Linked DNA regions of Homo sapiens: region 2 is linked to region 1. Evidence: chromatin loops called from intact Hi-C (ENCODE). Cell type or tissue: Caco-2. All regions are shown on one strand. Links, peaks and the distances in the headings refer to the core of each region. The heading gives the core; the rest is flanking DNA.

Region 1 (11,110 bases), core at 2,860-7,859:
AGTCAACACCCATTGGTGTGCTATATTCAGGAGACCCATTTCACATGCAAAGACACACATAGGCTCAAAATAAAGGGATGGAGGAATATTTACTAAGCAAATGGAAAGCAAAAAAGCAGGGGTTGCAATCCTAGTCTCTGATAAAACAGACTTTAAACGAACAAAGATCAAAAGAGACAAAGAAGGGCATTACATACTGGTAAAGGGGTCAATGCAACAAGAAGCAGTAACCATCCTAAATATATATGCACCCAATACAGGAACACCCAGATTATAAAACAAGTTATTAGAGACCTACAAAGAGGCTTAGACTCCCACACAATAATAGTGGGAGACTTTAACACCCCACTGTCAATAGTAAACAGATCAATGAGACAGAATGTTAACAAGGATATCCGGGACCTGAACTCAGCTCTGCAACAAGCAGACCTAATAGACATCTACAAAACTCTCCACTCCATATCAGCAGAATATACATTCTTCTCAGCACCACATTACACTTATTCTAAAATTGACCACATAACTGGAAGTAAAACACTCCTCAGCAAATGCAAAAGAACAGAAATCATAACAAACAGTCTCTCAGACCACAGTGCAATCAAATTAGAACTCAGGACTAAGAAACTCACTCAAAACTGCAGAAGTACATGGAAAGTAGACAACATGCTCCTGAATGACTACTGGGTAAATATTGAAATGAAGGCAGAAATATAGATGTTCTTTGAAACCAATGAGAACAAAGACACACCATACCAGAATCTCTGGGACACATTTAAAGCAGTCTGTAGAGGGACATTTATAGCACCAAATGCCCACAAGATAAAGCAGGAAAGATCTAAAATCGACACTAACATCACATTTAAAAGAACTAGAGAAGCAAGAGCAAACAAATTCAAAAGCTAGCAGAAAGCAAGAAATTACTAAGATCAGAGCAGAACGGAAGGGCACAGAGACACAAAAAACTCTTCAAAAAATCAATGAATCCAGGATCTGGTTTTTTGAAATGATGAACAAAATAGTCAGCTAGCGAGAGTAATAAAGAAGAAAAGAGAGAAGAATCAAATAGACCCAATAAAAAATGATAAAGGGGATATCACCACCGATCCCACAGAAATACAAACTACCACCAGAGAATACTGTAAACACCTCTACTCAAAGAAACTAGAAAATCTAGAAGAAATGGATAACTTCCTGGACACATACACCCTCCCAAGACTAAACCAGGGAGAAGTTGAATCCTGGAATAGACCAGTAACAAGTTCTGAAATTGAGGCAGCAATTAATAGCCTACCAACTAAGAAAAGTCCAGGACCAGATGGATTCACAGCCAAATTCCACCAGAGGTACAAAGAAGAACTGGTACCACTCCTTCTGAAACTATTTCAAACAATAGAAAAAGAGGGAATCCTCCCTAAATCATTTTATGAAGCCAGCATCATCCTAATGCCAAAACCTGGCAGAGACACAACAACAGAAATTTCAGGCCAATATCCCTGATGAACATGGATGCGAAAATCCTCAATAAAATACTGGCAAACTGAGTCCTGCAGCACATCAAAAAGCTTATCCACCACGAGCAAGTCAGCTTCATCCCAGGGATGCAAAACAATAAATGTAATCCATCGCATAACAACCAATGACCAAAAACCACATGATTATCTCAATAGATGAAGAAAAGGCCTTCGACAAAATTCAACAGCCCTTCATGCTAAAAATTCTCTTTAAACTAGGTATTGATGGAACGTATCTCAAAATAAGAGCTATTCATGACAAACCCACAGCCAGTATCATACTGAAAGGGCAAAAACTGGAAACAATCCCTTTGAAAACCGGCACAACACAAGGATGCCCTCTCTCACCACTCCTTCACAGTATTAGAAGTTCTGGCCAGGGCAATCAAGAAAGAGAAATAAACAATGGGTATTCAAGTATGAAAAGAGGAAGTCAAATTGTCTCTGTTTGCAGATGACATGATTGTATATTTAGAAAACCCCATCATCTCAGCCCCAAATCTTCTTAAGCTGATAAACAACTTCAGCAAAGTCTCAGGATACAAAATCAATGTGCAAAAAGCACAAGCATTCCTATACACCAAGAACAAATAGAGAGCAAAACTATCAGTGAACTCCCATTCACAATTGCTACAAAGAGAATAAAATACCTAGGAATCCAACTTACAAGGGATGTGAAGCATCTCTTCGAGGAGAACTACAAACCACTGTTCAAGGAAGTAAGAGAGGACATAAACAAATGGAAAAATATTTCATGCTTATGGATAGGAAGAAACAATATTGTGAAAATGCCATATTTCCCAAAGTAATTTATAGATTCAATGCTATCCCCATCAAGCTACCACTGACTTTCTTCATAGAATTGGAAAAAACTACTTAAAAGTTCATATGGAACCAAAAAAGAGCCCGCATTGCCAAGACAATCCTAAGCCAAAAGAACAAAGCTGGAGGCATCACACTACCTGACTTCAAACTATACTACAAGGCTACAGTAATAAAAACAGCATGGTACTAGTACCAAAACAGATATATAGACCAATGGAACAGAACAAAGGCCTCAGAAATAACGTCACATATCTACAACCATCTGATCTTTGACAAACCTGACAAAAACAAGCAATCTGGAAAGAATTCCCAATTTAATAAATGGTGTTGGGAAAACTGGCTAGCCATATGCAGAAAGCTGAAACTGGATCCCTTCTTTACCTTATACAAAAAGTAACTCAATATGGATTAACGACTTAAAAATAAGACCTTAAACCATAAAAAACCCTAGACAAAAACTTAGGCAATACCATTTAGGACATAGGCATAGGCAAGGACTTCATGACTAAAACATGAAAGCAATGGCAACAAAAGCCAAAATTGACAAATGGGGTCTAATTAAACTAAAGAACTTTGGCACAGCAAAAGAAATTAACATCAGAGTGAACAAGCAACCGACAGAATGGGAGAAAATTTTTGCAATCTACCCATCTGACAAATGGCTAATATCCAGAATCTACAAATAACTTAAACAAATTTACAAGATAAAAACAAACAACACCATCAAAAAGTGGCTGAAGGATATGAACAGACACTTCTTAGAAGAAGACATTTATGCAGCCAACAAACATATGAAAAAAAGCTCATCATCACTGGTCATTAGACAAATAAAATCAAAACCACAATGAGATACCATCTCATGCCAGTTAGAATGATGGTCATTAAAAAGTCAGGAAACAACAGATGCTGGAGAGGATGTGGAGAAATAGGAATGCTTTTACACTGTTGGTAGGAGTGTAAATTAGTTCAACCCTTGTGGAAGGCAGTGTGGTGATTCCTCAAGGATCTAGAACTAGAAATACCATTTGACCCAGCAATCCCATTACTGGGTATATACCCAAAGGATTATAAATCATTCTACTATAAAGACACATACACACGTATGTTTATTGCAGCACTGTTCACAGTAACAAAGACTTGGAACCCACCCAAATGCCCATCAGTGATAGACTGGATAAAGAAAATGTAGTACATATACACCATGGACTACTATGCAGCCATAAAAAAGGATGAGCTCATGTCCTTTGTGTGGACATGGATGAAGCTGGAAACCATCATTCTCAGCAAACTAAAACAAGAACAGAAAACCAAACATAGCATGTTCTCACTCATAAGTGGGAGTTGAACAATGAGCACACATGGACACAGGGAGGGGAACATCACACACTGGGGCCTGTTGGGGGGTTGCGGCTTAGGGGAGGGATAGCATTAGGAGAAATACCTAGTGTAGACGACAGGTTGATAGGTACAGCAAACCACCATGGCACGTGTATACCTATGTAACAAACCTGCATGTTCTGCACATGTATCCCATCACTTAAAGTATTTAAAAAAAAAAAAAAAAAAAGGAATAGCAAGGCACCATTTTCAGAGCCTGGAACCTACTGTACTGCATCCTGTCCTAGGGCTCAACAACCCTTGTGTCTCCACATCCCTGGAGCCCCATTGACATCCCCTACCTGCAGCCATGTGCTGCTGCTGGCTGCTCTCACCAAGGCCAAAGTGCAAGCCATTGGCATTGATCCCCATGTGCCCAGTGGCAGGGCTGCCACACGTTTACAGTTCCCTGAGAAAGATTATTCTGTTTGCAGCTGCCACTCAAGGACAACTTGTGTGATTATAAAAAATTAAAATCATATCAAGTTTCTTCTTAGACCACAATAGAATACAATTAGAAATCAATAATGAGAAGAGCTTGGGAAACTATAAATAAATGGAAATTAAATAACATGCTTCTGAATGACCGTTAGGTCAAGAAAGAAATTAGGAGGAAATTTAAAATTTTTTTCAAACAAAGGAAAACCAAAACACAATGTATCAAAACTGATGGAATAGAGAAAAAGCAGTGCTAAGAGGAAAATTTATGGCAGTAATGACCTACATCATAAAAGTACGAAGACAATCTAACAATGCACCTCAAGGAACTAGAAAAGCAAGAACAAACCAACACAAAATTAGTAGAAGTAAATAAATAAAAATGAGAAGAGAACAAAATAGAGATTAAAAAACAATGGAAACAATTAACAAAACAAAGTTTTTATTGAAAAAAATAAAACTGATAAACTGCTAGCTAGGCTAACCAAGAAAAAAAGAGAGAAGACCCAAATAAATAAAATCAAAAATAAAAGAGGAGACATTACAACTGATACCACAGAAATGAAAAACGCTATCAGAGACTGTTATGAAAAACTGTACACCAACAAACTAGAAAAATGGATAAATTCATGGACACATATAACCTACCAAGGTTGAATCAAGAAATAGAAAAACCAAACAGACCAATAACAAATAATGAGATTGGATCAGTGATACAAAGTTTCCAAACAAAGAAAAGTTCAGGACCAGATGGTTTCACTGCTGAATTTTACCAGACTTACAGAGAAGAATTAAAACCACTTCTCTTCAAACTATTCCAGAAAATTGGAGAGGAGATAATTCTTTATAAGTCATTCTGTGAGGCCAGCATTACTTTGATACCAAAACCAAACAAGGACATAAAAACAAACAAACAAAAAAACACTATGGGGCAATATCCCTGATAAACATAGATGCAAAAATTCTCAACAGAATACTAGCAAACTGAAAGCATATGCAACTGGGGCAGGGGCTGGGGAGTGAAGAGAGGCTGGTTAATGGGTTAATGGTTAATGGGTACAAACATAGAATTAGATAGAAGGAATACATTTTAATGTTCCATAGCATGGAAAGATGACTATAGGTAGCAACAATGTACTGTACATTTCAAAGCAGCTAGGAGATGGGACTTGAAATGTTCTTAACACATAGAAATGATAAATACTTAGGTGATGAATACACTAAATACCCTGACTTGAATATTACACATTTTATGCATGTAACAAAATATCACATGCACCCCATAGATAGGTACAAATATTACATATTACATATCAGTTTTAAAAAATCTTAAATAGAAGAGCATTGTCCTCTTAATCTTTCTTGTTTCCTTATCTTAACCTCATGGGGCCAGGTATTTCAGTCTTGGTAATGGTGCTACATCAGACAATGTTCAAAGTAATTTCGGCACAACCTTTACAAGCTGAAGTTTTTGTAGTAGCCAGTAGGTGGCATCAAAAATCAATCACGTTCTCTTTTTTTGTGGAAATCTCAAAGAAAAGGTCTGTACCTAAGTGTCATGAGCAACTTTCCCAGAGCTCAAGAGGCAGAGAAAGTTACACACAACAACAAAGCACTCCGTTTTCCTTTGAAGTCGCTGTTTCATCTCTTTGGACACCGTAAAAACCCCTGGTGTTTCTCCTAGAGTCTTTTTGGTTAGATAAAGCACAAAAGGCCAAAAGCCACATCTCAAATATCACACCACCTCTAAACATGGACTTTAGGCTCGGTTATTAAGGAATGTCTTCCAGAGTTGGGAATCAAAGGATTGCTTAAATACATCATGACAATTGTTAAAGTCTAACAGGTAAGTTTCCCCATTTTAGAGCTGCCTAAATTTCTTACACATCCTAACATAGATGCATTTCATTTTGGCATAGAAATACACACACACACACACACACACACACACACACACATTTATTTGTGGTGTTTAAAACATGTAATGATACTTTTACAAGCTATGCTATGTTTAAGATTTTTAGGCCTGGGTTAAACAAGTAAAATGGAAAGCCAAGTTCACTGCAACTGTCTGTGTGTAACCTAAACAGCTTAAGACTTAGGGTTAGAATGTGCTACCTTTGCCATTTAATAGACAGTTGAACCTTAACAAGTATTTTAACCTTTCTGAATTTTAGTTTTCTAAATTTCCAAATAATAGTAATAATAGTCAGACTCACTTAGCAGTGTTGTTGAGGACCTGATCAGATCTTTAAGCTGACCTCCACTTTGGGAGCAAATCATTCTTATCTGTGTTACCCCTTTTTTCTCATTCATTTAACAATGAATTTACTGAGCACATATTGTAATGCCAGACAATGCTGTAGGTTCTGAAGATATGACAGTGAAAAAGACAGAGAATGGCCCTGATCTCAAAGAACTTTGGGCCCAGCCCGGGAAGATAAATGAAGCTAACCAATTAATAACCAGGATAAATTCAGGCAGTGATAAGTATCTAAGACAGTAAATCAAGATCTTGTGCCAGAGACTAGGAAGAGGAATGGTGACGGTGCGTGCGGCTGCTTCAGATGAGATTGTCAGCACTATATTTTAGACTTAAAATAGCACACTGCGCCGAACACAATAGATCGAATCCATAGCTTTCTTGACTTTATCTCTGAAGACCAAGAGACTCTTGAAGAAGAAATCTGTGCCTTATTTGCTCTAGTATATTGCATAGTGACTGGCCCATTGGAGGACCTCAACAACATGAAAGTGCTTTTAGAAGGCCAATGCATGCTTCTCCTACATGACTGTTCTCTCATTTAATTTTTGCTTCATTATCAGGAAATAAAGACTGAGGTAGGTTGTGTTCCATGCCATGGGTCAATGCTAGAGGTAAAGTCAGAATTTGACTCCAGGGTACATATTCTTTTGAGAAAATGTTTATCTGGTTTTTTTTTCTTTTAAAGGGGCTTTAATTATGAAGACAATCTATTGTCTCAGCATATTTACTTCTTTTTTAAATTATTTAATTTTGGAAAATTCGGTAGGAATATAAAAGTGATACACATTTTTGGTAGAAACTTGCAATGCACATAAACATACAAGAAAATAAAAATACTCAATTTTCTGTCATGATTCTATAAGGATATCTGCCATTATATTTATTTTTATTTTTATTTTTTTAAATTCAAACAAGGTCTGGCTCTGTTGCCCAGGCTGGAGTGCAGTGGTGCAATCTCAGTTCACTGCAACCTCCACCTCCTGGGCTCAAGCCATCCTCCCATCTCAGCCTCCTGATAGCTGGGACTACAGGCACTCCATCATGCTCAGCTAATTTTTTAAAATTTTTTTATTTTTATTTTTATTTTTTTGTAGGGACAGGCTTTCACCATGTTGCCCAGGCCAGTCTTGAACTTCTGGGCTCAAGTGATTGGCTCGCCTCGGCTTCCCAAAGGGCTAGGATTACAGGCATGAGCCACCCTAGCTGGCCTAATTTTTAAATGAAAAAAAGCTTAATATTTTTCTGCATACATGCTTATTGTGAACCATTGAAACAGCTCAAGAAGGTATAAGGAAGCAGCAAGAATGTTCTTTTTAAAATGTTAAATGGATTCGGTCACTCTTGTTGGAACACCTTTCTATGTCCTTCTCTGCACTTATAAATAATCCAAATACTTTATCAGAGTCCATAGGACACAGAAAATATGACTTCTACCTGTTTCTCAGACATCTCCTCATTCCACCACCCTCTTTATCGGCTACGTTTTGGCCTCTTGGCTTCCTTCTAGTGCTAGTCCTGGTGTATCATAGGGTCACTCATGCCTCAGGACCTTTGCACTTATTGCCTCTGGCTTGAGTGCTCTTCCCAGGGCTTTTGAAAGGCTGGTGTCTTCCTGGTCTTCACATCTCAGTTCAGAAGTCACCTCCTCATGAGAGTGCTTCCCTCACCCCGTAACCACAAGGTAACTACCTCCCATTGCACACCAGTCATTCTCTGTTAGGCCATCTGCTTTGTTTTTTTTCTTCATAGCATTGATCACTATTTGAAGCTATCTTGTTATTTACATTTTTATTGAGAATCTCCCTTTAACTTAAACGTAGGCTTCATGAGGGCAGGTAGCTTGTTCATTTGTTTTTACTATAACCTCAGCCTTTAGAAAACTGTCTGGGATATAATAGGGGCTCAGAAATATGAGAATGAAAATAAAAATATAATCCCATAATTGAAAATAATTACTGTAAGCATATGTATATCCGTTCAGACTTTTTTCTTGCATATGTTTTCATATATGTGAATATAGAGTATACAAGTGTACAAACATACCAACAAAATGAAATTATACTACACATGCCATTTTAATAACTTCATTTCTTGAATTAACAATATATCATGAGCACATTTCCTTGCCAATAAATATATCTCTACCCAATAATTAATGATTAAATGGTATTTTATAATTGACTATACCGTAATTCATTTAATCAATCTCCTATTGAGAAACATTTAGGTTGTTTCCATTTTATTATTACTATTACATAGTGCCTATAACGTTAGGAAATCTATGCAAATTTCCACTAGATGAGTTTCTAGGATGAAAACTGCTGAATCAAAAAGAACCTATATGTTTGATAAATATTTTATAAAATCTGATAAATATCAAATTACACTACTGCCAGTAGAAAATGAGGCGATTTTTTCTCCTCACTCTGGCCAACACCGGAAATTTTAATATTTTAAAATTTACTTGACAACCTATAAGACAAAAATAATATTTTAATTAATTTGCAATTCTTTTTTTAACTGTAGTTGAACTATATTTCTATCATTATTGGCCATTATATTATTTCCTGTTTATGACTTTTACCTACTTTCATATAGGATGATCTTTTTTTCTTTTTGATTTTGAAGAACAGCTCATATAAAAAAGGTGTTGATACATTTGGTCAGATATATATGTTGAAAATATTTGTTTTTCCTAGATTTCCATTTATCTTTCAACTTTGTTTCCAATGAGTTAAGGTGTATTTATGTGTTGAAATTCTTCAAAATTTCTATTTTCTGCTTTTGGTGTTATCTTTAGAAAAGTTTTCTTAACCCCATAATTCTATAAATATACCCTTGCATTTTCTTCTGTTACTTCTATGGTTTTATATTTTATATACAAAATCATCAATGCTTTAGTGTTTATTTTGGTATAAGATATGAGATAAACATCCAATTTTATTTTATTTTTATGAATGGTATTTCAGTTAATTCAATACTATTTATTTAATAATCATCTTTCTGCTACTGACTTGAAATCCATCTTTATCACATTCAAAATTTATATTTTTAATAGGATTTCTTTCTGTCTGGTTTTATGATAGTTTCACATTGTTATAATAATGTTACTATCATGATATATTTACTCCAATATTTTCCCTTGATACCATTTGATATGGTTTGGCTGTATCCCCACCTAAATGTCATCTTGAATTATAGCTCCCATAATTCCCACATGTTGTGGGAGGGAACCCGTGGGAGATAATTGAATGGTGGGGGCAGTTTCTCCCATGCAGTTCTGTTAGTGAATAAGTCTCACAAGAGCTGATGGTTTCATAAGGGGAAACCCCTTTCACTTGGTTCTCATTCTGTCTTGTCTGCCACCGTGTAAGACGTGCCTTTTGCCTTCTGCCATGATTGTGAGGCCTCCCCAACCACGTGGAACTGTGAGTCCATTAAGCCCCTTTTTCTTTACATATTACCCAGTCTCAGGTATGTCTTTATCACCAGTGTGAAAATGGACTAATACACCATTTTATACAATAAAACTTATGCTTAAAAAACTTTTAATATTGACTAAAATCTTGCATTTTTGTAAATATTTTACTGCTGAAAGTCCAAATATAATTTAGAGTAACTTATTAAAATTTTAAATTAATACACATTTATCATAAGAATTAAAACAATCATGAGACTTAAAAATGTACATTAGAGCAGGTTACAGGATTCAGAAACAAATATATAAATTTATTATTTAGTAATTGTTTTAGAAATCAGAGAGGAAATGGGTATATTATTCAACAAACGATTCTGAAATAATTAACTCAACAATTTGGGAAAATAGTTTGATTTCCACTTCAGTCTATATACAAAAATAAATTTCTAGGGAATTAGAAATTTAAATATAAGAAGGAAGCCATCAAAATACTAGAGAAATATTGGAGAATGTTATTTTCAGGGCGAGGAAGGCAATGATAACCCAGACCCCAGAAACTGTAAGGGAAAATCAACAGAATCAACTGTTGAACATATATACATGATTTTCAGTGGTTCCATTCTATTTCATTAAATTGATGGGCCATAATTTACTATCATTCACATATTGTTGAGTATCTGTGTAGTTTCCAATATATTATTATTTTGAATAATACTTTAATGAACATGTTTGTATTAAGCGAAGCCTATCTTTGAAAGATCATTATGTACTGAAATTTGTGCTGTCACATTTTTGTTTGACATAAGTGGATCATTGGCTTATGTCTGGAAAACTTCTTGTTACAAATGCCCTTTTAAAAACAAACTGTCTTAAAGAACTAGAGATTGAGAGATTTGTATGGTTTCTTTTACCACTTGGTGCTCTCTTTGTCCTTCACAGTGTGAAGGTTGCAAAGGTTTTGTGGGCAATGTCTAGAATTTTCTGAGTTACTGAAGTTAAAAGAATTACCTCCCTGGATCAAAATTTAGCCCAGTCATCTCTAACAGGCAATGAGGAGTCAACTAGTCCCCTATAAATTTACCCTGACATGATTAGGAATTTGCCCCTCTCCTTAAATTTCTGGGTTTTCTTGATTGTGATAATTCTACTTCATGAATTTTGTTAACCATTTTCTGAATCTGTCTTTTTTCTTTTCTTATTTACATTTAAAAATTATTTTTAAAAATGTTAATAGTTTTTTGGGTACAGATGATTTTTGGTTCCATGGATGAATTC
Region 2 (11,110 bases), core at 2,524-7,523, 110 kb after region 1:
AACTTCATGCTCCATCTCTCCATCTCTTTACGTGCAGCAAGGATGTGTCAATGGGAAATTATACATTCACCCCATTTGCGAAGGCAGGGAATCAAAATTTATTTTTAATTAAAAACAAGATATAAAGTATTTTTAAAATAGAAAACTTCATGCAGTTTGTGTTCAATTGTTACTGTGTTTATCTGCACAAGTTACTTAACTTCTCTATGCCTCAGTTTCCTCATCTATAAAATAGGAGAAATAGAACCATCCTCAAAGGGGTTTTAGATACATTGAGTTAGCATATGTAAAGCAGTAAGAATAGTGTCCAACTCACAGTAAGTGCTGTAAACTATTTTTATTGTTATTTTTGTAGTCACATCAACATATCCAAAGACCCAAGTAGCTTTCTACAGAGCATAATATTCAGCCTTTCCTGATTATCAAGAAAATTAAGAAAATGAAAAATTAAAAAATCAAAAAATGAAAAACAGTGGAGAAATAAAATCAGATCCATCCCAGAGTAGCCACTTTATCTGTTTTTAATAATTTGAAAGAGACAGAGAGTCTAAATTATTTCCAGCTAATCAATAAAAGATATATTCATTTGTATTACTTTAGACTAACCTACGAAAAGCTAAAATGAAGGCCCACCTATTTAAAAGTGTGAGATTATATATTTTTTTATTTAGTTCAACCTTCTAAAGGCTGTTTTTCACACAGGTGAGGAACAGTTGATTGCAATACTTTGTGCTAAGAGGTAGTTCATCCTGCCAGAAAGAAAAAGCCAGGTTGGATTGACAAGGTATATAAAAGCTCCAAGGTAGCTGGGCGCAGTGGCTCAAGCCCGTAATCCCAGCACTTTGGGAGGCCGAGGCGGGCAGATCACTTAAGGGCAGGAGTTCAAGACCAGCCTGGTCAATTTGGTGAAACCCCGTCCCTACTAAAAATACAAACATTAGCCGGGCATGTTGGCACATGCCTGTAATTCCAGCTACTTGGGAAGCTGACACAGGAGAATTGCTTGAACCTGGGAGGCAGAAGCTGCAGTGAGCCAAGATCATGCCACAGCACTCTAAACTGGGTGACAGAGTGAGACTCTGTCTCAAAAAAAAAAAAAAAAAAAACCTTCAGGGTAAGGAAAGAGCTTTTTCCCAGTGAGTCAGAGATCAAATGCATGTAAAATGTTTTACCTAAATAAAAAATTTGCCCTTTTTCCTTAAATTTACACTTACTTTTCCCCAGATGCCTAACTCTGGCTAACACTTACATGCAGATTGAGAGGAAAAAATAAAGAGTAATTAAGATTACAGGAGAATATTTTAATCCTGGCATTCTGACACTGAGGATATTCAACATAAAATACAACTTTACCCAAGCAAAACAAGATTAGGAGGAAATCATCATGACAAAATAAAACTAGCAATTCTAAAGACATGTACATATAGTGAAGTGAATTTTTTCTTTGTAAAAGTTAGTTGAACAATGGTCAAAATGGGTTAAAGAATCACATATTGTTAGTAAACCAGAAAACTGCAAAAATTGACCTTGGAAGAAATGAAACCTTCAGAGAAGTTATTAACAGAAAATAGAATTGACATTAGCTAAACTTTTCATGGTAATGTTTACTGACCAAAAATTGATAAAAGAATTATATCTTCCTTTAAAATTTGACATTGGAAAATTGTATTAGGGAGAAATAATGACCACAGAAATATTTAATGAAATAGCTTTGGTTGTTCAAACAATGTAGATAAAACATAATCACTAAATCAAATCTTTGTTTTTAAATTGACATTCAGTCCAATGAAGTTTAGTAGAATAAAAAAGAATAAAACCATAGTTTAACACTGCTATACAAAAAATTAAGGAATCAAACTCATAGATTTTACTTCAAAAAATGTAAGAACTCCTTATTGACCTGAATTCATTGATGATCGTATAAATCTGAATATTGGTATTTAGAAGCAGAGTCAAAATATCCTCAGGTCAACATTTAAATTAGGTCAAAGTGTCAGAATCAAGAAAAAGATCTAGAAGATGGCTGACTAGATGCAGCTGGGAAAGGCCTCCCTCACTAACAGAAACCAAAATGTAGAGTAAACCATTATACTTTGAAAAAATATTTTGAGAGAAAACACCAAAAATCGATAGGGAGGTGACAGACATTGTGGCTAAAGAGGGAGGAAACTGGGAAGCCTGCATGGAGTCACCGAGCACCAAGACCAGCTCCTGGCCCTCAACAGGTCCTAAGGAAGGGGTGAGTAAAGGAACTCCAAGGCACCACACCCCAAATACAACCCTCTGGGATCCTAGAGACAAGAGATCCCATTACCCCCACAGACATTTGAATTGGCAGGAGGAACTTCTTAGAGACCAGACAGAGGCAGAGATTGAACCTGCATAGAACCCTGAAGGTTTCAAGGTGGCACGTGGTGCAGCAGCAACTAAACGTGACTTCAGGCATTTATCCCAGAAGGCTCTCTATCTTGCTCTGAGTGACTGTAGCTCCTGCTGACTGTTCGGCCAGGAGAGAGCAAGGCTGCCTTTCCTGCAGGAGCAGGGCACATCTGATCCACACGCTGCCTTGTCCACCAGTCCCTCCTAAGACAACCTGCCTGGCTACTCCTGCAGGAGGTTGCCCACAGCACAGCCTCTACTGCCCCACCTGAGTGTTTTGCCAGCTGTCTGGGAGGAGTTAAACTCCCCCAGCACAGCTGGCACTCAACCCTGAGGGTTCAGAGGACAAAACTACTGGCCGAGTCCCTACCCCCCAGGATTCAAGCACACTACCCAGGGGCATCAAGCTGAGATCTGTGGCCTGAGCTCAGGTTGGGGAGGAGCCCCCACTCTCAGAACACTGAGGGAGTGTGGCCTGTGCTCATGTGGTGGCATGGGAGCTGGTCATCCCTCCCTCCACCAGACCAGTCCAGAAAGGGTGTAGCCTGTTAGCTGCAGCTTCTGCCCCAAGGAGCCCTGCAGCCTAGAACATTTTGGAACAGCAAGTGACCTGAATGCAGAAGGCTTGGGACAAGTCTAGCTGGTTGGGCCTGTTCTTACGCAGGCATCAGAGGGAGACCCAGTAGAAGGGGTGCAAGCTGAGCAGGTCCCACAATCATCCTCTGGGCTAAAATCCCTGGCCACAGTCAACACACAAGCTGAATACCTGTGGTACCACCACTCTCCCTCAGGATCCTCCACTCTTGACCCACTGAATCACCAGACTACCTGCAGACATACCTCACAACCTCCTTGGACTCTGCCAGGCTTAGAGGACCAGTAGGTCTCCAGGGAATTGTGGGTCTCCTGGTGACCTAACACTTGGCACAGACCACACCTAAGAAGGTGTGGAGAAGGTAGCCCACCAAAGCCCCACTTGATGCTAAGGAAATGCAGGCGTGATGCCAGTAACTGCAGGGTACTCCACTAAGGCCTGTAGACAAACTTGGTGAGGAAGTCATCTTTTGCCCCCCATTCCCCTCCCCAGGGCACCGCTGCACATGCACTGAAACACACAAGAGGCATGTGGCTAAGAGCCTATCTGCCAGCCCTGACTCTTAAGCACTATCTACTGGATTGCAACCTGAATCACACCGGGAAGCAAAAATACATCCCTTCAGCGCTCAATGCCTGGAGACCCATGCAGGAAAGGATCCACAACTGAGGAACTCTACACAGCCTTGGCCCTCTAAAAGCACATAGAAATGAAGCCAGTACTATACACAACATACACCACAGTCAAACACAAAAATTATTATAAAAACAAAAAGTCCCATCCAAATGACGGCAATTTCAAAAAGAAATACTGGCCCCCTCATATGAGAAGCAATCAGTGCAAGAACTCTAGCAATTTAAAAAGTCAGAGTGTTTCCTTACCTCTAAAGGATTGCACTATCTCTCCAGCAATGGATCCTAACCAGATTGAAATGTCTGAAACAACTGACATAGAATTCAGAATATGGATGGCCAAGAAAGCTCAACGAGATTCAAGAGAAAATTAAAACCCAATCCAAGAAAACTCAAAAAATGATCCAAGTATCGAAAGACAACAGAGCCATTTTAAGTAAGAACCAAACTCAACTTCTGGAATTGAAAATTTCACTATAGAAATTTCAAAATACAGCTGAAAGTCTTAATAACAGATTAGACCAAGCTGAGGAAAGAATTTCAGAGCTTGAAGATCAGTCTTCCAAATCAACTCAGTCAGACAAAAACAAATAAAAAAGAATAATTTAAAAATAGACAAACCCTCTAGAGACTATACGTGTGACTCACTGGCATGTCTGAGAGAGAAGAGAGAGTAAGCAACTTGGAAAACATATCTGAGGATACAATCCACAACAATTTCCCCAATTTTGCGAAAGAAGTTGACATGTAAGTTCAAGAAATTCAGAGAATCTTTGTGAGACATTATACAAGGTGACCTTCCTCAAGACACATAATCATCAGAATTTTCAAAGTCAACAAGAAAAGAAATCTTAAAGGCAACTGTAGAAAAGGGTCATATCACTTTTCTATCACTGTTCACAAAGGGAACCCCATCAGGTGAACAGTGGACTTCTCAGCAGAAACCTTACAAGCCAGAATAGACCTGGAGGCCTATTTTTAGCATTCTTGAAGTAAAGAAATACCAACCAAGTATTTTGTATCTCACCAAACTAATTTTCATAACAGAAGGAGAAAGACAATTTTTCCCGAACAAGCAATCACTAAGAAAATTCATTACCACTGAATCGTGGAGGAGCCAAGATGGCCGAATAGGAACAGCTCCTGTCTACAGCTCCCAGCGTGAGTGACACAGAAGATGGGTGATTTCTGCATTTCCATCTGAGGTACCGGGTTCATCTCACTTGGGAGTGCCAGGCAGTGGGCGCAGGTCAGTGGGTGTGTGCACCGTGTGCGAGCCGAAGCAGGGCGAGGCATTGCCTCACTTGGGAAGTGCAAGGGGTCAGGGAGTTCCCTTTCCAAGTCAAAGAAAGGGGTGACGGACGCACCTGGAAAATTGGGTCACTCCCACCCAAATACTGCGCTTTTCCGACCGGCTTAAAAAACGGCGCACGACGAGATTATATCCCACACCTGGCTCAGAGGGTCCTACGCCCATGGAGTCTCGCTGATTGCTAGCACAGCAGTCTGAGATCAAACTGCAAGGCGGCAGCGAGGCTGGGGGAGGGGCGCCCGCCATTGCCCAGGCTTGCCTAGGTAAACAAAGCAGCCAGGAAGCTCCAACTGGGTGGAGCCCACCACAGCTCAAGGAGGCCTGCCTGCCTCTGTAGGCTCCACCCCTGGGGGCAGGGCACAGACAAACAAAAAGACAGCAGTAACCTCTGCAGACTTAAATGTCCCTGTCTGACAGCTTTGAAGAGAGCAGTGGTTCTCCCAGCACGCAGCTGGAGATCTGAGAACGGGCAGACTGCCTCCTCAAGAGGGTCCCTAAACCCCGAGCAGCCTAACTGGGAGGCACCCCCCAGCAGGGGCACACTGACACCTCACACGGCAGGGTACTCCAACAGACCTGCAGCTGAGGGTCCTGTCTGTTAGAAGGAAAACTAACAAACAGAAAGGACATCCACACCAAAAACCCATCTGTACATCACCATCATCAAAGACCAAAAGTAGATAAAACCACAAAGATGGGGAAAAAACAGAGCAGAAAAACTGGAAACTCTAAAAAGCAGAGCGCCTCTCCTCCAAAGGAACGCAGTTCCTCACCAGCAATGGAACAAAGCTGGATGGAGAATGACTTTGACAAGCTGAGAGCAGAAGGCTTCAGACGATCAAATTACTCTGAGCTACGGGAGGACATTCAAACCAAAGGCAAAGAAGTTGAAAACTTTGAAAAAAATTTAGAAGAATGTAAAACTAGAATAACCAATACAGAGAAGTGCTTAAAGGAGCTGATGGAGCTGAAAACCAAGGCTCGAGAACTACGTGAAGAATGAAGAAGCCTCAGGAGTCGATGCTATCAACTGGAAGAAAGGGTATCAGCAATGGAATGTGGGGAAAAGCAAGAGAGATCAGATTGTTACTGTGTCTGTGTAGAAAGAAGTAGACATAGGAGACTCCATTTTGTTATGTACTAAGAAAAATTCTTCTGCCTTGAGATTCTGTTAATCTATAACCTTACCCCCAACCCCGTGCTCTCTGAAACGTGTGCTGTGTCAACTCAGAGTTAAATGGATTAAGGGCGGTGCAAGATGTGCTTTGTTAAACAGATGCTTGAAGGCAGCATGCTCCTTAAGAGTCATCACCACTCCCTAATCTCAAGTACCCAGGGACACAAAAACTGCGGAAGGCCGCAGGGACCTCTGCCTAGGAAAGCCAGGTATTGTCCAAGGTTTCTCCCCATGTGATAGTCTGAAATATGGCCTCGTGGGAAGGGAAAGACCTGACCATCCCCCAGCCCGACACCCGTAAAGGGTCTGTGCTGAGGAGGATTAGTAAAAGAGGAAGGAATGCCTCTTGCAGTTGAGACAAGAGGAAGGCATCTGTCTCCTGCCTGTCCCTGGGCAATGGAATGTCTCGGTATAAAACCCGATTGTATGCTCCATCTACTGAGATAGGGAAAAACTGCCTTAGGGCTGGAGGTGGGACCTGCGGGCAGCAATACTGCTTTGTAAAGCATTGAGATGTTTATGTGTATGCATATCTAAAAGCACAGCACTTAATCCTTTACATTGTCTATGATGCAAAGACCTTTGTTCACGTGTTTGTCTGCTGACCCTCTCCCCACAATTGTCTTGTGACCCTGACACATCCCCCTCTTCGAGAAACACCCACAAATGATGAATAAATACTAAGGGAACTCAGAGGCTGGCGGGATCCTCCATATGCTGAACGCTGGTTCCCCGGTTCCCCTTATTTCTTTCTCTATACTTTGTCTCTGTGTCTTTTTCTTTTCCAAATCTCTCGTCCCACCTTACGAGAAACACCCACAGGTGTGTAGGGGCAACCCACCCCTACATCTGGTGCCCAACGTGGAGGCTTTTCTCTAGGGTGAAGGTACGCTCGAGCGTGGTCATTGAGGACAAGTCGACGAGAGATCCCAAGTACGTCTACAGTCAGCCTTACAGTAAGCTTGTGCGCTCGGAAGAAGCTAGGGTGATAATAGGGCAAACTAAAAGTAAAATTAAAAGTAAATATGCCTCTTATCTCAGCTTTATTAAAATTCTTTTAAAAAGAGGGGGAGTTAAAGTATCTACAAAAAATCTAATCAAGCTATTTCAAATAATAGAACAATTTTGCCCATGGTTTCCAGAACAAGGAACTTTAGATCTAAAAGATTGGAAAAGAATTGGTAAGGAACTAAAACAAGCAGGTAGGAAGGGTAATATCATTCCACTTACAGTATGGAATGATTGGGCCATTATTAAAGCAGCTTTAGAACCATTTCAAACAGAAGAAGATAGCATTTCAGTTTCTGATGCCCCTGGAAGCTGTTTAATAGATTGTAATGAAAAGACAAGGAAAAAATCCCAGAAAGAAACGGAAAGTTTACATTGCAAATATGTAGCAGAGCCGGTAATGGCTCAGTCAACGCAAAATGTTGACTATAATCAATTACAGGAGGTGATATATCCTGAAACGTTAAAATTAGAAGGAAAAGGTCCAGAATTAATGGGGCCATCAGAGTCTAAACCACGAGGCACAAGTCCTCTTCCAGCAGGTCAGGTGCCCGTAAGATTACAACCTCAAACGCAGGTTAAAGAAAATAAGACCCAACCGCCAGTAGCTTATCAATACTGGCCGCCGGCTGAACTTCAGTATCGGCCACCCCCAGAAAGTCAGTATGGATATCCAGGAATGCCCCCAGCACCACAGGGCAGGGCGCCATACCCTCAGCTGCCCACTAGGAGACTTAATCCTATGGCACCACCTAGTAGACAGGGTAGTGAATTACATGAAATTATTGATAAATCAAGAAAGGAAGGAGATACTGAGGCATGGCAATTCCCAGTAACGTTAGAACCAATGCCACCTGGAGAAGGAGCCCAAGAGGGAGAGCCTCCCACAGTTGAGGCCAGATACAAGTCTTTTTCGATAAAAATGCTAAAAGATATGAAAGAGGGAGTAAAACAGTATGGACCCAACTCTCCTTATATGAGGACATTATTAGATTCCATTGCTCATGGACATAGACTCATTCCTTATGATTGGGAGATTCTGGCAAAATCGTCTCTCTCACCCTCTCAATTTTTACAATTTAAGACTTGGTGGATTGATGGGGTACAAGAACAGGTCCGAAGAAATAGGGCTGCCAATCCTCCAGTTAACATAGATGCAGATCAACTATTAGGAATAGGTCAAAATTGGAGTACTATTAGTCAACAAGCATTAATGCAAAATGAGGCCATTGAACAAGTTAGAGCTATCTGCCTTAGAGCCTGGGAAAAAATCCAAGACCCAGGAAGTACCTGCCCCTCATTTAATACAGTAAGACAAGGTTCAAAAGAGCCCTATCCTGATTTTGTGGCAAGGCTCCAAGATGTTGCTCAAAAGTCAATTGCCGATGAAAAAGCCCGTAAGGTCATAGTGGAGTTGATGGCATATGAAAACGCCAATCCTGAGTGTCAATCAGCCATTAAGCCATTAAAAGGAAAGGTTCCTGCAGGATCAGATGTAATCTCAGAATATGTAAAAGCCTGTGATGGAATCGGAGGAGCTATGCATAAAGCTATGCTTATGGCTCAAGCAATAACAGGAGTTGTTTTAGGAGGGCAAGTTAGAACATTTGGAAGAAAATGTTATAATTGTGGTCAAATTGGTCACTTAAAAAAGAATTGCCCAGTCTTAAATAAACAGAATATAACTATTCAACCAACTACAACAGGTAGAGAGCCACCTGACTTATGTCCAAGATGTAAAAAAGGAAAACATTGGGCTAGTCAATGTCGTTCTAAATTTGATAAAAATGGGCAACCATTGTCGGGAAATGAGCAAAGGGGCCAGCCTCAGGCCCCACAACAAACTGGGGCATTCCCAATTCAGCCATTTGTTCCTCAGGGTTTTCAGGGACAACAACCCCCACTGTCCCAAGTGTTTCAGGGAATAAGCCAGTTACCACAATACAACAATTGTCCCCCGCCACAAGCGGCAGTGCAGCAGTAGATTTATGTACTATACAAGCAGTCTCTCTGCTTCCAGGGGAGCCCCCACAAAAAATCCCCACAGGGGTATATGGCCCCCTGCCTGAGGGGACTGTAGGACTAATCTTGGGAAGATCAAGTCTAAATCTAAAAGGAGTTCAAATTCATACTAGTGTGGTTGATTCAGACTATAAAGGTGAAATTCAATTGGTTATTAGCTCTTCAATTCCTTGGAGTGCCAGTCCAGGAGACAGGATTGCTCAATTATTACTCCTGCCATATATTAAGGATGGAAATAGTGAAATAAAAAGAATAGGAGGGCTTGTAAGCACTGATCCAACAGGAAAGGCTGCATATTGGGCAAGTCAGGTCTCAGAGAACAGACCTGTGTGTAAGGCCATTATTCAAGGAAAACTAATTTGGTGGAAAGATAATAAAAATAAGACATGGGAAATAGGTAAGGTGATAACGTGGGGGAGAGGTTTTGCTTGTGTTTCACCAGGAGAAAATCAGCTTCCTGTTTGGATACCCACTAGACATTTGAAGTTCTACAATGAACCCATCGGAGATGCAAAGAAAAGGGCCTCCACGGAGATGGTAACACCAGTCACATGGATGGATAATCCTATAGAAGTATATGTTAATGATAGTGAATGGGTACCTGGCCCCACAGATGATCGCTGCCCTGCCAAACCTGAGGAAGAAGGGATGATGATAAATATTTCCATTGGGTATCGTTATCCTCCTATTTGCCTAGGGAGAGCACCAGGATGTTTAATGGCTGCAGTCCAAAATTGGTTGGTGGAAGTACCTACTGTCAGTCCCATCAGTAGATTCACTTATCACATGGTAAGCGGGATGTCACTCAGGCCACGGGTAAATTATTTACAAGACTTTCCTTATCAAAGATCATTAAAATTTAGACCTAAAGGGAAACCTTGCCCCAAGGAAATTCCCAAAGAATCAAAAAATACAGAAGTTTTAGTTTGGGAAGAATGTGTGGCCAATAGTGCGGTGATATTACAAAACAATGAATTCGGAACTATTATAGATTGGGCACCTCGAGGTCAATTCTACCACAATTGCTCAGGACAAACTCAGTCGTGTCCAAGTGCACAAGTGAGTCCAGCTGTTGATAGCGACTTAACAGAAAGTTTAGACAAACATAAGCATAAAAAATTGCAGTCTTTCTACCCTTGGGAATGGGGAGAAAAAGGAATCTCTACCCCAAGACCAAAAATAGTAAGTCCTGTTTCTGGTCCTGAACATCCAGAATTATGGAGGCTTACTGTGGCCTCACACCACATTAGAATTTGGTCTGGAAATCAAACTTTAGAAACAAGAGATCGTAAGCCATTTTATACTGTCGACCTAAATTCCAGTCTAACAGTTCCTTTACAAAGTTGCGTAAAGCCCCCTTATATGCTAGTTGTAGGAAATATAGTTATTAAACCAGACTCCCAGACTATAACCTGTGAAAATTGTAGATTGCTTACTTGCATTGATTCAACTTTTAATTGGCAACACCGTATTCTGCTGGTGAGAGCAAGAGAGGGCGTGTGGATCCCTGTGTCCATGGACCGACCGTGGGAGGCCTCACCATCCGTCCATATTTTGACTGAAGTATTAAAAGGTGTTTTAAATAGATCCAAAAGATTCATTTTTACTTTAATTGCAGTGATTATGGGATTAATTGCAGTCACAGCTACGGCTGCTGTAGCAGGAGTTGCATTGCATTCTTCTGTTCAGTCAGTAAACTTTGTTAATGATTGGCAAAATAATTCTACAAGATTGTGGAATTCACAATCTAGTATTGATCAAAAATTGGCAAATCAAATTAATGATCTTAGACAAACTGTCATTTGGATGGGAGACAGACTCATGAGCTTAGAACATCGTTTCCAGTTACAATGTGACTGGAATACGTCAGATTTTTGTATTACACCCCAAATTTATAATGAGTCTGAGCATCACTGGGACATGGTTAGACGCCATCTACAGGGAAGAGAAGATAATCTCACTTTAGACATTTCCAAATTAAAAGA

Evidence for each region. A loop is a pair of places that touch in the nucleus more often than their neighbours do. Peaks named below come from ENCODE experiments on the same cell type or tissue, not always from the same donor. Only the 100,000 strongest peaks of a DNase experiment are listed, where the experiment ranks them.
Region 2: a loop joins it to region 1, with 7 times the contacts of the local background. A loop is called at or near these places in 7 of 110 quality-filtered maps.

Annotation. Positions count from the first base shown.
Region 1 is chr1:75,260,245-75,271,354 of GRCh38, forward strand. All of the region lies in intron 6 of SLC44A5 (solute carrier family 44 member 5), which reads right to left. Among named protein-coding and RNA genes, the nearest start is that of LHX8, 130 kb to the left of the region's middle. In Caco-2, for the core only: a CTCF peak has its summit at 5,682 (motif pointing right); a DNase peak (open chromatin) is centred at 5,777.
Region 2 is chr1:75,371,111-75,382,220 of GRCh38, forward strand. All of the region lies in intron 3 of SLC44A5 (solute carrier family 44 member 5), which reads right to left. Among named protein-coding and RNA genes, the nearest start is that of SLC44A5, 230 kb to the right of the region's middle. RefSeq lists enhancers at 4,354-5,553, 4,398-5,181, 5,182-5,963, 5,964-6,745. In Caco-2, for the core only: no CTCF peak of the experiment used is centred there; a DNase peak (open chromatin) is centred at 4,851; H3K4me3 peaks cover 2,335 bases.